2 separate regions of the Mus musculus genome follow, and region 2 is linked to region 1. The links are chromatin loops, found by intact Hi-C in ENCODE. Cell type or tissue: left cerebral cortex. All regions are shown on one strand.

Evidence for each region. Hi-C counts contacts between places; a loop is a spot of excess contacts. Peaks named below come from ENCODE experiments on the same cell type or tissue, not always from the same donor. Only the 100,000 strongest peaks of a DNase experiment are listed, where the experiment ranks them.
Region 2: it touches region 1 in a loop (7-fold over the local background); 3 of 42 quality-filtered maps call a loop at or near these places.

The regions. Positions count from the first base shown.
Region 1 is chr8:69,622,173-69,630,172 of GRCm38, forward strand. It overlaps Zfp868 (zinc finger protein 868), which reads right to left and starts at 3,376. Exons shown (of 5, transcript NM_172754.2): 1 at 3,263-3,376. In left cerebral cortex, CTCF peaks have their summits at 1,248 (motif pointing right), 3,067 and 3,563 (motif pointing right); DNase peaks (open chromatin) are centred at 3,092 and 3,387; H3K4me3 peaks cover 1,818 bases; H3K27ac peaks cover 1,075 bases.
Region 2 is chr8:69,897,025-69,905,024 of GRCm38, forward strand. Ndufa13 (NADH:ubiquinone oxidoreductase subunit A13) reads right to left here and starts at 4,996. Exons shown (of 5, transcript NM_001382215.1): 1 at 4,913-4,996; 2 at 4,518-4,708. The coding sequence starts at 4,611. Tssk6 (testis-specific serine kinase 6) reads left to right here and starts at 5,160. Exons shown (of 1, transcript NM_032004.2): 1 at 5,160-6,494. The coding sequence starts at 5,284. The coding sequence ends at 6,105. In left cerebral cortex, CTCF peaks have their summits at 2,224 (motif pointing left), 4,555 and 5,725; DNase peaks (open chromatin) are centred at 4,673, 5,536 and 6,301; H3K4me3 peaks cover 3,602 bases; H3K27ac peaks cover 2,522 bases.

The DNA.
Region 1 (8,000 bases):
GCAGGGATAAGGCAGGACGGGGGTGTGCTGGAGTCAGAGAGGATGGACCACAGCATGCACTTTATATACGTAGGAAATTGTTAAAGGGGAAATTTGTTTAAGTTATAAAAAAAAAATCTTAAAGAAAAACAGTATCATGAGTCATACTTGCTACTCCAGAACTTTGGAGGCAGCAAAAGAATCAGGAATTTGAGGCCATCCATACCTACACAAGGACCCACCTCAACATAATACAGAAATTAACTAAACCAAATCAAAACTTACATACTGCAACCAAGTAGAAATTAAGACAGGTATGCAAAACCAACTAAACTTCAAAATTCAAACTGGATGAAGCTCAATGGCAGAGCACACAAGAACCAGATTTCAATTCTCAACATGCACCTCCCCAAGAAAAGTTAGAAACGATGGAATCCACCATCAACAGTAAATAACAACAGTCACATGAGTGGGCTGGAGAGAGGGCGCCAATGTTAAAGCACTGCCTGCCTGCTCTTCCAGAGGACCCAGGTTCAATTCCCAGCACCCCGGTGGCTCACAGCCATCTGCAACACCAGTTCCAGGGGATCTAACACCCTCCTCTGTCCTCCCCAGGCACCAGCACACAGACTTACTTCTGTGGGCAATACACCCACAGAAATAAAATATAAAATTAATTTTAAATCATTATCATGCTATATTTAAGGGAGAATAAAACTGTATGTCAACAAAAGGGGAAGTAAGCTTCTTCGGAAGAAATAAAAAACTGGTTTTGCCCAAAGAAAATCTCAAAACTCAAAAAATTCAAGGAATTAATGTGATACCATAGCAAACATATAGGATACATAATTCTATCCTACTCCTGTACATTGGCAATAAGCAATAGGATATAAAAGGAAAAACACTACGCTGCTTGTACACCAGTAGAGATAAATGACACAAAGAAAATACACAAATAAAACAAAGAACTACAGACATACTGGGTGTGGTGTTGCACAGACTCAAAAGGCAGAGACAGGCAGACTGCTGTGATTTCCAGACCACACTGGTCTACAAAGTTCCAGAGTTCCAGGTCAGACAGGTCACAAGTGAGATTTTGTCTAAAAAAGACAAAATAAGGGGTTGGGAGGGGAAGTCCGCAGACATTAACTATAACTTTCTTTTTTTTTTTAAATTATGTATTTTACATGTATGGGTGTTTTGCTTCCACCACATGCATGCCTGGTACCCACGAAGGCCAGAAGAGGGCTTCATATCTCCTTGGAATGAAATTACAGAACGGTTTAAGCCACCATGTGGTCACTGGAAATCAATCTACAAGAGCAGCAGTGCTCTTAACCACTAAGCCAGCTCTCCAGCCTCACACTTCAAATCACCAATGAAAGCAATGAACCTAATAAAGCAAGTGCTACTGCAGGATCCTGGACGTGAAGTGTTGAAGGGCACAGTCGGCTGTGTCCTGTCCCAAGTTACTCCATACTGTGAGAAAACAGTGGTTTTCCAGACAATGCCTTGCCCTGAGTGACTCCATTTGACTCCATTTTGAGGAAAGAGAATGACTCCAGCCCCTTGGTACATGCACAAACAATACTATCTGTTCAGCCAGATATCACAGGCTTGTTCCTGAGAACAGAAAGAGGGCTACTCTGTAAGTTTATCAGGGTGAGTTGAGACTAGATGGGCATGTATTACAATGCTATCAGGGAAACCAGGGAAGGGCATAAATCCCTCTCCTGGCCTCTTAAATTGATAGACACCTACTAGCACTAGGATGTCTGACCCCAAACCATCCTATCGTCTGATAACTAGTATATAGATGAAGAAAGGACAAGTAGAGACTTTTGTCCCTGAGGTTTCAATAGGCCCCATGACTCACCTACTCACCTGCCTGGCCTTCCACCTAGTCCCTATCCAGACCTGGACCTGAGCCCACAGTTGCCTGCTCTCAGGGCCTTCTATCTAGAACTAAGCAGCATGGCTGACAAGCCTGAGTCCTCTCTGTGACTTCATCAAAGGCTCGCTCCCTGTGGCACAATTGTTTTGAGTTCCTTTTCATATCAGGACAAACTCTACCTACATTTCTCTCAGCCTACTTCTAAGTATTCATTTTATAAACTAAATATATGCAGAGATATACTGTGTGCTTTGACATGAGAATTAATATTAACAATTAAAACTAAAAGAAGGGCTGGAGAGATGGCTCAGTGGTTAAGAGCATTGACTGCTCCTCCAGAGGTCCTATGTTCAATTCCCAGCAACCACATGGTGGCTCACAACCATCTGTAATGGGATCAGATGCTCTCTTCCATTGCGTCTGAAGAGAGCGAAAGTGTACTCACATACATAAAATAAATAAATCTTAAAAAAAAAAGACTAGAATAAAACCCACATTAACCTTGTCCTAATTACAAATGTAAGTGAAATCACTTGGCAAATTGCTGCCATCAAAACCTTTTAAGTTTATTGTTATTCAAAAATATTTGATACTTTGGGGAGATACAAATGTGTCTATCTTATTTCTAGCATAGTATGCTCATGTTCTCAGTTTAAACTAGTAGTTCAACATACTTCCAATAAAAATGCTAAAATAAACAAGAAATAAAGGTTGTGTGGAAATGAAGAAAAGGACCAGAATGGTGAACACAATACAGAAGAATCGACTACAATGCTTCCTGACTAACAGTTCTCGGCGAACCTCGGTACGCAAAACAATGCACTATTTGAGGGAAGAAAAATTAACAAGCCCACAAATGCATAAGCAGAAATAAAAACAAAAATATAATCAAAGGATGTCTGACCGAAGAACAAAATAAATTCAAGGAGACAAGTCATCTTTCCCAGAGCTGGTTTTAAACATCTTTGCAAAGAAACTCACTGGACTTTACAAATGTCGTAAAATTAACCTAAAGAGGTTGCCACACTTACATGTGGAAAGCAAAGTTCAGAACTTCTCGAAGACAGCACAAAGAACCTAGACAGCCTTAGTCTAGCAAGCAGCCTTCAGCGCACCACCAAAAGCAGGACGTCCCCGCCAGCCCGGATCGTGACGTCATCCGCGTACTGGCTTCCGCCCATCCCCCGCCCCCCGCAGGGCGGGACCTCCCGCTCAGCGCTGACGCCAAGAGGATCAGGGCGGAAGTACCTACGGACCGCAGGCGGAGGCCCAGGTCGCAGCCCCGACGTCCCCGCGTTCACTGCCCCAACCCCAGGGAGGACCCACCACCCCGGCTCCCGCAGCCCAGCCGGCCGCTCCTCCCATCAGGGGACAGCGGCCCTCGCTCACCATTGCCAGGCTCCGAGCTCACCCGCGCTCCCCCACACAGCTCCAAGCACTGGCTCCCACAACGGCTTTCCTCAGTTTCGGTGAAGAACCTTTAGCTAACATGGCGGCCGAAAAGAACCCGCCCCCCCGCCTCCTAGAAGCTTCTGATTGGACAACCTGTCTGTAGCTCCTGATTGGTTAGAACTGCTCTAGGTGATCTGAGTGACAGGAGTAGCTCCTCTTGCAGTTCCTTAGGCTGTGAGTCTAGAGCCCATTGTTTAGTGTTGCGGTGGCCAGCAGGTGTCAACATAGGTTCATGGCTCTTGTGTACCTCTAGGTGTGCCCTACTGAATGATTCCAGGACCCTGACCAGTGAAAATAGTTAACGATGTCAGGCCAGTTTTGTGACTCTGACTTACCTAGGGACAAGTCCGCTGAAAGAACCAAACTAGTGTTTGGTGATGACAGTTCAGGGGGCACTGTACCATAGCTTCTTCAGAATATTTTTGTTGAGACTCTTCCTTTATTGTGTACAAGAGCCTCAAACTCGTAGTCCGCCTCAGTCAATGTGCCTAAAGCCATTTTTTTTCTTTTCTTTTTTATTGGATATTTATTTACATTTCATATGTTATCCCCTTTCCCGGTTTCCCTCCCTCCAAGAAACACCTTATTACATTCTTCCTCACCCTGTTTCTATGAGGGTGTTACTCCACCCAACCACACACCCACTCCCACCTCCCAGCCATCAATTCCCCTATACTGGGGCATCTATCGAGCCTTCATAGGACCAAGGACCTCTCCTTCCATTGATGCATGACAAGGCCATCCTCTACTTCAGTCCTTTCTCTAACTCCTCTATTGGGGAATCCCATGCTCAGTCCAATGATTGGCTGCCAACATCCATCTCTGTATTTGTAAGAATCTGGCAGGGCCTCTCAGGAGATAGCCATATCAGGCTCCTTTCAGCATGCACTTCTTGGCATCCACAGTAGTGTCTGGGTTTGGTAACTGTATTTGGGATGAATCCCCAGGTGGGACAGACTCTGAGTGCCCTTTCCTGTAGTCTCTGCTCTACACTTTATCTCCATATTTGCTCCTGTGAATATTTTGTTCTCCTTCTAAGAAGGACCGAAGCAACCATACTTTGTTCTTCCTTCTTACTGAGCTTCATGCAGTCTGTGACTTGTATCCTGGTTATTTGGAGCTTTGGAGCTAGTATTCACTTATCAGTGAGTGTATAAAATGTGTTTTCTTTTGCACCTGGGTTACCTCACTAAGGATGATATTTTCTAGTTCTATCCATTTGCCTAAGAATTTCATGAATTCGTTTTTAATAGCTGAGTACTACTCCATTGTGTAAATGTACCACATTTCCTGAATCCATTCCAGATTTGAAGGATCAAATCTTCAAATCAGGGATCAGGGTTGTTTCCAACTCCTACCTCTTATAAAAAAGACTGCTATGAACATAGTGGAGCATGTGTCCTTCTTACATGTTGGAGTATCTTCTAGTTATATGCCCAGGAGTGGTAGAGCTGGGTCCTCAGGTAATACTATGTCCAATTTTCGAGGAACTGCCAAACTGATTTACAGAGTGGTTGTACCAGCTTGCAATACCACCAACAATGGAGGAGTGTTCCTCTTTCTCCACATCCTCTCCAGCATCTGCTGTCACCTGAGTTTTTGATCTTAGCCATTCTGACTGGTATGAGGTGGAATCTCAGGGTTCTTTCGATTTACATTTCCCTGATGACTAAGGATGCTGAACATTTCTTTAGGTGCTTCTCAGCCATTTAGTATTTCTCAGTTAAGAATTCTTTGTTTAGCTCTGTACCCCATTTTTAATAGGGTTATTTGGTTCTCTGGAGTCTAACTTCTTGAGTTCTTTGTATATATTGGATATTAGCCCTCTATCAGATGTAGGGTTGGTAAAGATCCTTTCCCAATCTGTTGGTTGCCTTTTTGCCTTATTGACAGTGTCATTTGCTTACAGAAGCTTTGCAATTTTATGAGGTCCCATTTGTCAATTCTTGATCTTACAGCACAAGCCATTGGTGTTCTGTTCAGGAATTTTCCCCCTGTGCCCATATCTTAGAGGCTCTTCCCCACTTCCTCCTCTATAAGTTTCAGTGTTTCTGGTTTTATGTGGAGGTCCTTGATCCACCTAGATTTGAGCTTTGTATAAGGAGATAAGAATGGGTCAATTTGCATTCTTCTACATGCTAACCACCAGTTGAGCCAGCACTATTTGTTAAAAATGCTCGTTTTTTATACTGGATGGCTTTAGCTTCTTTGTCAAAGATCAAGTGACCATATGTGTATGGGTTCATTTCTGGGTCTTCAATTCCATTCCACTGATCTTCCAGCCTGTCTCTGTATCAATACCATGCAGTTTTTACTACTATTTCTCTGTAATACAGCTTGAGGTTGGGGATGGTAATTCCCCTAGAAGTTTTTTTATTGTTGAGAATCATTTTCGCTATTCTGGGTTTTTGTTATTCCAAATGAATTTGCAAATTGTTCTTTCTAACTCTAGGTAGAGTTGAGTTGGAATTTTGATGGGGATTGCATTGAATCTGTAAATTGCTTTCGGCAAGATGGCCATTTTTACTATATTAATTCTGCCAGTCCATGAGCATGGGAGATCTTTCCATCTTCTGAGATCTACTTCGATTTCTTTCTTCAGAAACTTGAAGTTCTTGTCATATAGATCATTCACTTGCTTAGTTAGAGTCACACCAATATATTTTATAGTGAAGGGTGTTGTTTCCCTAATTTCTGCCTCAGCCTGTTTATCCTTTGAGTAGAAGAAGGTCATGGATTTGTTTGAGTTAATTTTATATCCAGTCACTTTGCTGAAGTTCTTTATTAGCTGTAGGAGTTCTCTGGTGGAATTTTTTGGGTCACTTAAGTATATGATCATGTCTTCTGCAAACAGTGATATTTTGACTTCTTTGTTTCCAATTTGTACCCCTTGACCTCCTTTTGTTGTCTAATTGCCCTAGCTAGAACTTCAAGTACTATGTTGAATAGATAGGGAGAGAGTGGGCAGCCTTGTCTAGTCCCTGATCTTAATGAAATTGCTTCAAGTTTCTCTCCATTCAGTTTGATGTTGGCTAGTGATTTTCTGTATATTGCTTTTATTATGTTTAGGTATGGGCCTTGAATACCTGATCTTTCCAAGACTTTTAACATGAAGGGATGCTGAATTTTGTTAAATGCTTTTTCAGCATCTAATGAAGTGATCATGTGGGGGTTTTTTCTTTGAGTTTGTTTATGTAGTAGATTACATTGATGGATTTCCATACATTGAACCATCCCTGCATCCCTGGGGTGAAGCCTACTTGATCGTGGTGAATGATCATTTTGATGTATTCTTAGATTCAGTTGGCAAGAATTTTATTGAGTATTTTTGCATAAATGTTCATAAGGGAAATTGGTCTGAAGTTTTCTTTCTTCATTTGGCCCTTGTGTGGTTTAGGTATAAGTGTAATTGTGGCTTCATAGAATGAGTTAGATAGTGTACCTTCTGTTTCTATTTTGTGGAATAGTTTAAAGAGTATTGGTAATTAGGTCTTCTTGAAAGGTCTGTTAGAATTCTCCACTAAACCTATCTGGTCCTGGGCTGGTTTTGGTTGGGAGACTTAATGACTGCTTCTATTTCTTTAGAGGTTATGGGATTATTTAGATGGCTTATTTGATCCTGTTTAACTTTGACATCCTGTATGTATCTAGAAAATTGTCCATTTCATAAAGATTTTCCAATTTAGTTGAGTATAAACTTTTGTAATAGGATATGATGATTTTTTAATTTCCATGCTTTCCGTTGTTATATCTCCCTTTTCATTTCTGATTTTATTAATTTGGATACTGTCTCTGTGTCCTCTGGTTAATCTGGTTAAGGGTCTATCTATCTTGTTGATTTTCTCAAGGAACCAGCTCCTGGTTTTGTTGATTCTTTGTATAGTTCTTTTTGTTTGTACTTGGTTGACTTCAGCCCTGAGTTTGATTATTTCCAGCCTTCTACTTCTCTTGGGTGTATTTGCTTCTTTTTGTTCTAGATCTTTCAGTTGTACTATCAAGCTGGTAGTGTAAGTTCTCTCCAGTTTCTTTTTAGAGGCACTTAGAGCTATGAGTTTTCCTCTTACCACTGCTTTCATCGTGTCCCATAAGTTTTGGTATGATGTGTCTTCATTTTCATTAAATTCTAAAAAGTCTTTAATTTCTTTCTTTATTTCTTCCTTGACCAAATTATCATTGAATTGAGCAATGTTCAGCTTTCATGTATATGTATGCTTTCCATTGTTTTTGTTGGTATTTAAGGTCAGCCTTAATCCATAGTGATCTGATAGGATGCATGAGATTATTTCAATCTTCTTGTATCTGTTGAGGCCTATTTTGTGGTCAATTATATGGTCAGTTTTAGAGAAGGTACCATGAGGTGCTGAGAAGAAAGTATATTCTTTTGCTTTAGGATGAAATGTTCTATAAATACCTGTTAGATACATTTGATTCATAACTTCTGTTATTCTCACTGTGTCTCTGTTTAATTTCTGTTTCCATGACTTGTCCATTGCTGAGAATAGGGTGTTGAAGTCTCCCACTACTGTTGTGTGGAGTGTATTGTGTGCTTTGAGCTTTAGTAAAGTTTCTTTTATGAATGTGGGTGCCCTTGCATTTGGAGCACAGATGTTCAGAATTGAGAGTTCATCTTGGTAGATTTTTCCTTTGACCAGTTTGAAGTGTCCTTTCTCATCCT
Region 2 (8,000 bases), 270 kb after region 1:
TGAGATGCACAGTGGCCCTGCTTCCCTGGGGCTGGCTCAGCTGGTAGAATACTTGCCTGCCTAACACGATAACCTCCTGGGTTCCATCCCTAATAACACAAACCAGGAGTGGCAATGCATGTCTGTGATCCCACCACTTGACTTGGGAAGTGGAAGCAGGAGAAACAATAGTTCAAGGTCATCCTTGGTTACATAGGGAGTCTGGGGCCATCTTAGGCGTAGGCTGGGAGTAATATAGAAAGGCTTGAGTGGCAGAGGCAGGTAAACCCCATCAGCCCCATCTACATAGAGGTCTAGACCATCAAGCGCTCCTATAATCCCAGCGCTCAGGAGGTGGGTGGGGCACAAGAACTGGCTTCCCCAGTTTACTGCAAGCTCCAGCCCAGCCAGGGATACAGAGTGAGAACCTGGTTCAAACAAATAGAGGAGCTGTATACAGCATCATACAGCCCCTGACCCAACTCACAATGGATACATAAAAGTACTCTAGACAAACACAAATGCAAATTCCTTAAATAAGAGAACCATTCCTGTTGTAAAGGACACCATTAGCTCAACAGGCCACAGGGAATCACAATATTTGCAGAGATGACATAGGAGCCAAGATACAGACTCAAGTCACCAATAATGAAGAACACATACGCTGCCTGGTGCAGTGACTCAACACCTTTAATGTCAGCACTCAGGAGTCAGAAGCACAGGAATCTCTGAGTTCAATGCCAACCTGGGCTACAATGTAAGTTCCTGCCCAGCCTGGAGCTACACAGTGAGACTGTTTCAAACCCCCAAACAACAACAATGAAAGGGCTGCCTGGTGCAGAACACCAGGGTGCTGGTGAAGCTGAGGGAGGCGCAGAACACAGGCCTGTCCGAAACCAGTCTGGGAGACGCCAGTTTGAGGTCTGCTCACAGGGAGGCTCCTCCTCACTTCCCCAGGCTACAGCAGTTCCTGGCGACCAGGAGCAGAGGCACAGGTAGGAATGCTGACACTATGAGTCCATCAGCTAGACTGGAAGCTCTTTGGGAAAGAACCAGCCATGTGCAGTTAGCTAGGCTGGAACTCAGGACAAAGGCCACCCGTGACTACACAAGAAAACTTCCGCAGAGCTGGAGTCATGGCTCTGAGGTTAAGTGTAGGGACAGAGTTCTGTGCCCCAAACTACAATGGGTGCCTTACAGCCACTTACAACCCCAACTCCAGGGAATTTGATGCCTTCCTCCAGCCTCCATAAGCACCTGCATTCCCGTGCACATACAGACACTTCAGTCTTATCCATGTGTGCTGGGGCTCTTCTTCAATCCCAGCAGTTGGGAGACAGAGACAGGCAGATCTCTGTGAGTTTGAGACCAGTCTGGTCTACATGGAGAGCCAGCCATGGCTACATAGTGAGACCCAGTCTCTAAATGAGGCACATGGCTGAAGTGGTAGACGACCTGCTAACAGGCATAAGCCCTGGGATCCCTATTCACAGTGAAGAAGCTAGGCTTAGTGACACACACCAAGTGTCACCCAGCATTCAGGAGGCAGAAGCAGAAGAATCAGAAACTCAGGGTCATCCTCGAAAAGGGCTACAATGAAACCTTGTCTCTAAATAAATGCAGGAAGACAAACATTATATGCCGGGCAGTGGCGCACACCTTTAATCCCAGCACACAGGAGGCAGAGGCAGGCAGATCTCCGAGTTTGGTGCCCAGCCTGGTCTACAGAGTGAGTTCTAGGACAGCTAGGGCTACACAGAGAAACCCTGTCTCAAAAAACCAATAAACAAATAAATAAGTAAGACACCCTGACTTGAGGAGACCACTAGCTCAGTCTAAGTGCAGGCCTAAGTGGGCCACACTTCAGAGAAAGCTGAAAGAGAGAGGCTGGCAAAAATGGTTCAGCTGGTAAACACTAACTGCAGAATGGAACCCACAGAAAGACAGAAGAAAACTGACTCTGCAAAGCTGTTCTCTGACCTCCACATTCCCACGCTCCCCACAGACATTCAAGCACAATAATAAATACTAAAAAGTAGGGCGGGGGGGGGGGGGGAGCCAGGCAGGGTGGCACATGCCTTTGATCCCATGAGTTCCAGAATAGCCAGGGCTATATTGGGGTGTGGCAAGGTGGGGGTGGGCGTGGGCGGGCACTTGCTGTTCTTGCAGAAGACATAGGCTCAGTTTGCAGCACCTACATGGCAACTCACATAACTTCAGTTCCAGGGAATCTGATGACCTCTTGTGGTTCGCACAGGTACCAGTCATGCGTGCAGTATACATGCATAGATGCAAGAAATCAGAACCATACAGTTTTTAAATGTTTAAGGAAGAAAGAATAAAGATAGAGGCTGGCAAGATGAGTAAAAGGGCTGAATCCCTAAGACCCATGGGGCAGAAGGAAGCACATTCCTCAAGTTGTCCTCTACCCTTTATGTGCAAAAGAGGCGCATTCACATCTGTACTAAGTCACACACAAAATGTAAGAAAAAAGAAAAAAGGAAGAGACAGGAGGGAGAAGTGGACAGAGGATCTGCCTCACTGTCAGAACAGCAGGTGAGGCCCTGGGAATGGGGAGGGTATTCTAGTCTGCCATCTGTGTCTCAAAAGGCCTGGAGGGGGCTGGAGAGGTGGCTCAGAGGTTAAGAGCACTGGCTGCTCTTCCAGAGGTCCTGAGTTCAATTCCCAGTAACCACATGGTGGCTCACAACCATCTGTAATAGAATCCAATGCCCTCTTTTGGTGTGTCTGAAGACAACTACAGTGTACTCATATATATATATAAAATAGATAAATATTCCTTTTTTTTCCTTTCTTTTTTTGGTTTTTCCAGACAGGGTTTCTTTGTGTAGCCCTGGCTGTCCTGGAGCTCACTCTGTAGACCAGACTGGCCTTGAACTCAGAAATCCGCCTGCCTCTGCCTCCCCAGTGCTGGGATTAAAGGTTTGTACCATCACTGCCTGGCTAGTTTTTGGGTTTTAAAACCAGTTTCTCACAATATGTTCCTGGCTGGCTGGAACTTGACATTTGGATTTGGACCCTGGAACAAGGGACAGAGGTTCATATTTTACATACCAAAGCAGCGTGACCTGGCCTCCAGGTTCTCCCAGCATCCCTCAGTCTGTACCTGGCACATCTTGCCCACAACTCTCAACTATCTAGCCCAGGGTCTGGGCTGCCCTTCACCAAGAGGCTCTTCTCTATATAATCCAGAACCAAACACTCTCCACATAGCCTAGGCTAGCCTTGAACTTGTTGTGACCCATCTTTGCTTCTCATGTCTAGAATCACAGGTGAGCCATCACACAGGACCAGAACATTTTGTTTGCTTAGTTGAGGCACAGTTTCTATAATATGCACATTAAAGTCTGATGAATTAAAATCTAAAAATCTGAATTTGTAGAAGGTGGAGTTAGCAAACTCAGGTCCTTTGGAAGAGCATCAATGCCCTTAACCACTGTGCCATCTTACAGTCCCTAAGCCCATCTCTCTCTTCTTCTAGGGTGAGATGGGATCATGTAGTCCAGGTTGATCTATGTAGCCCAGGATGACCCTAACCATCAATCCGTTTTGCTTCAGCATCCAAAATGCTGAGATGATGGGTGTGCACCACCAAGTCCTGTTTATGCAGTGCCAGGGGTGCGACCTAGGGCTTTGAAAGGCTAGGCAGGCACTCTACCAATTGGGCCCCAGTTGCTAACTACTGTATTTCTGTAACTCTGAGCACTGACAGTGGGGACTTTAACTTTCTTCATATTCTTTTCCTGTTGAAATCGATAATAAAATTCTAAATGTTACTTAAAACACTTTTAAAAACTTAAAAACACAGCCTGGTGGGCACATGCCTGTCATCCTGGTACTATGAAGGCATAGAGTTGGGGTGTTCATAATTTCAGGCTGGCCTGGGCTCCACGAAAGCCGGTGGGGGTGGGGGCTGGGGGTGGGCAGAGAATGCCAGAAGAGGAACCAGCACTAGGGAGGCTAGAGTTTAAGACTAGCCTTCTATGCTATGTTACAATCAACACACATCTTGCCTTGGGTGGACCTGTCTGTCATCCCAGCAATCCATTGGCAAAGGCAGGGTCGCCACGAGTTTGAGGCCAGCCTGGGCTATATAGTAAGTCCCTATCTGCAAAAAAAAAAAAAAAAAAAAAAAAAAAAAAAAATTTAAAAACATTAAAAAAAAAATACGTATAACGGTGCATACCTATGAGCATAGCCTTCGGAAGTGAAGGCAAGAGATCAGGAGTTCTAGATCAGTCTCTGCTACGGAGTTTGAGGCCAGCCTAAAACAAAACAAAAGCCTCCAAACTCCAGGTTAGTGCTTCTCGCAGGCTTAGTTTCCAGGCCCGTGGAAGCCAGCTGGAAACTAGGGGACATGAACATTCTGGCTTCCGGGATGCTGCACTAGAAAACCAAGATTCCAACTCAGCCTCCGCTCACACTGTGCACTCTGAAGCCCGCAGGCTGCCCTCTCTCGTCTAACCGCATAACAAAAGCCTGGTCTGCGACGAACAGGACGACACTGAGACACTGACCCGACAGTCCCCGGCGGGGCAGGTTCCGCTTGTAGTCGATGGGGCCGTAGCCCCCTGGCGGGGGCATGTCCTGCTTCACCTTCGACGCCGCCATACTTGCAGGACCCGCAACTTCCGGCCACCAGCGGAAGTGAGGCAACGCGCGACCACCATTTTGAGTGTGGCGGAAGTTCCGTCACCCAGGAGGTTCCCTATAATTTGGAAGCGTTACGCTAGCCTTGCTGCGATCCGGAAGTCAGTCCCTCCTCCCTCTGGCCCTAGGCAGGGAGTAACTGTGGTCTGCATCTAGAGCTCTCTCGGGCGTGTTTCTTGCACTAAAAACCTTGGGAGTTCACCTACTTTCTTTCGTGAGCCATGGTAGCCAGGCTCGAGGCAACAGGCTGGTTCCCACCCACCTGAGCACCATCACTTCAGGGAGGGACTTGTCCTGTTCCACATCAGTGGGCAGTCTCCTCGCCAGTGACTTCTCACGAGGAACTGACCATTAAGGGCGATTGAGTCACAAAGCCTAAGAAGGGTTTAGGGAGCCCGCGGGGCGGGGGAGGGAGGGTCCCCGCCCCAAGGCCGAGTGACGCCCGCAGTCACTTCACAAGGCAGAAATTGTTACCCGGGCAATAAAAGTCATCGCGGCTGTAGGGCCTTGGGAGTGGGCACATGGGGGCACGGGGGTGCAGGTGCCAAGCACCATGGGTTAGGCCCGAGATTGGAGTCCGGCCGCCCCCCGACAGCAGCCGCCTCCTGCTCCCCGCGCGCCCCGGGCGCCACCATGTCGGGCGACAAACTCCTGAGCGAACTTGGCTATAAGCTGGGCCGCACGATAGGTGAGGGCAGCTACTCCAAGGTGAAAGTGGCCACCTCCAAGAAGTATAAAGGGACGGTGGCCATCAAGGTGGTGGACCGCCGGCGAGCGCCTCCGGACTTCGTCAACAAGTTCCTGCCTCGAGAGCTGTCCATCCTGCGGGGAGTACGGCACCCGCACATCGTACACGTTTTCGAGTTCATCGAAGTGTGCAATGGGAAGCTGTACATCGTGATGGAGGCAGCAGCCACCGACCTGCTGCAGGCAGTGCAGCGCAACGGGCGCATCCCGGGGTCGCAGGCGCGCGAACTCTTCTCGCAGATCGCGGGCGCCGTGCGCTACCTGCACGACCACCACCTGGTGCACCGCGACCTCAAGTGCGAAAACGTGCTGCTAAGCCCTGACGAGCGCCGCGTCAAGATCACGGATTTCGGTTTCGGCCGCCAGGCGCACGGCTACCCAGACCTGAGCACCACCTACTGCGGCTCGGCCGCGTATGCGTCACCTGAGGTGCTCCTGGGCATCCCCTACGACCCTAAGAAATACGACGTGTGGAGCCTGGGCGTTGTGCTCTACGTCATGGTCACCGGGTGCATGCCCTTCGACGACTCGGACATTGCTGGCCTACCCCGGCGCCAGAAGCGCGGCGTGCTCTACCCTGACGGCCTCGAACTGTCGGAACGATGCAAATCCTTGATCGCCGAGCTGCTACAGTTCAGCCCGTCTGCCCGGCCCTCGGCGGGCCAGGTGGCGCGCAATGGCTGGCTGCGGGCCGGGGACTCCGGCTAGGAGCCGGGGTTCTCGCTGTTCCCGCCGCACCAGGCACAGAGCCAGGGCGGCGCACGCGCGAAGGGCGAGCTTCGGGAAACCCGCGAAGTCGCCGCGCGCCACTGCGCACGCGTCCTGTCCCTTCCCCTTCCCCCACGGCGGCGGCCCTCTGAGGCCTGCTGTTGGGTTCTGATTCCTCCTGCACAAACTGATTGCTGGAGAGCGCATGCGCATCCTCGATTTCTGGCGAGAAGGCCCCGGGAGGGGCGCAAAGAGAAGAGAGAGAAGCATTGCGCCTGCGCAGAATGAGCTGTTGCACGGTGGGTTGCCATGCTACAGAGAAACCGTGGGCCAGCCGTGCACGCTAAGTTCCAGGTTGGAACCTGCAATAAATTCGCTCTTCCTTGCAACTGGGGTTAGCGGTGGAACCTTGTCACTGAGCAGGGGGTGGGAAGTTTTCGGCAACTTAGAGAAAGGCGAGTATGTGGAAATTCTACCTTTAGACCTAAAAACCGGAGTAGGGAGATTCAAATCCTGATTCTTCACGTCCCTAAACTGGATAAATTCCTAAAAGTTCTATAGTCATCCGCCAGGATCTGATGATACTTGAATTGGGATCAGCGGGACTGCCTGTTGGCTGGAACAGCATTTACAGATGTGACACCCACATAGGTGTCAGTTGTGCAGAGACAGGTGTGGATTGTACTCAGGTCTCTGGAAGCCGGGAGTCCTTGGTGATGGTTGTTTTCCCTATGGGAAAAGTTTACAGGGAAAAACCAGACCCATCTACTGATGATCTCTTGATTTGTTGTTGGTGGTGGTGGTGGTGATTTTGTGTGTCAAAGTTAGATCAAATACCTCACTATGCAGCCTAGGCTGGCTTGTAACTTGGATTCTCCTGCCTCCACTTTCCAAGGTGTGCAGTCCAGTTCTGCATGTCTTGAACCAGATATTGGGATTTTGAGAAGCTTCAACCATCCTTGCCTTCAACAAGGATGCAAGTGCAAGCCAAGTAAAAGAAGAGCCGAGATGTGGGGATAATTGTACGTTGTGAGGAACTCCCGTGGGCGGTGGTATCCAGAGACAGACTCAAGCTGGCCTCAGCCCCAGCTCCCCTCTACTCCACAGGTTTCTGGTGCCCTGGAGTTTTTGAATGTGAAAACTTTCCTCATGCTGGGCCCTAACTGCGGCATTGGCAGATGGGGAGACTGAGGCTATAAGAGGGGAGAGGCCTAAAGTCTGGGGCTAGCTGGAGTATGCCAGAGTCGAGAAAAAAACCCACTCCCCTGGCAGTGGGCAGAGGGAGCCAATGGATACAGGCTGTGCTTTGTGTTCCGCACCTGAGAAGTAGGGCTTGGGAAGGCGGGGGCTCAGTAGACTCAGGGTTTGTATTTCTATATTGTCTTTTGAGATTCCAGTACACAAGTTGACTACACCACCCACTTCCCATTGCCCTTCTTCCTAGTGTTGGAGGTAGAATCGAGAACCTTACTCTCTGAGCCAGCCAGCCCCCCCAACCCCCCGCCCCTCACTGGGCATTCTAGGGGCATTCTAGGCATGGGTTGCACCACTGAGCCACAGGCCAGGCTTGTTGTAGAGACAGGTTTTGCTATGTAGGCATAGACTACTCACATGTAACCCAAATAGAAAAATGGGGCAATCCTCTTGCCTCTTGGGCAGTATGCACCAGGTATGCACCAAGACCAGTTACCCATTTTTCTTCTCTGTCTGTCTATGGGTTTTTGTTGTTGTTGTTTGGTTTTGTTTTCAAGATAATATAGCTCTGGCTATCCTGGGACTATGTAGACCAGGCTGGCTCCAAACTCCACGTGCCTCTGCCTCCTGAGTGCTGGGATTAAAAGTGAGCACCACCACACCTAGCTGCTTTTTTTTTTTTTTTTTTTTTTTTTTTTTTG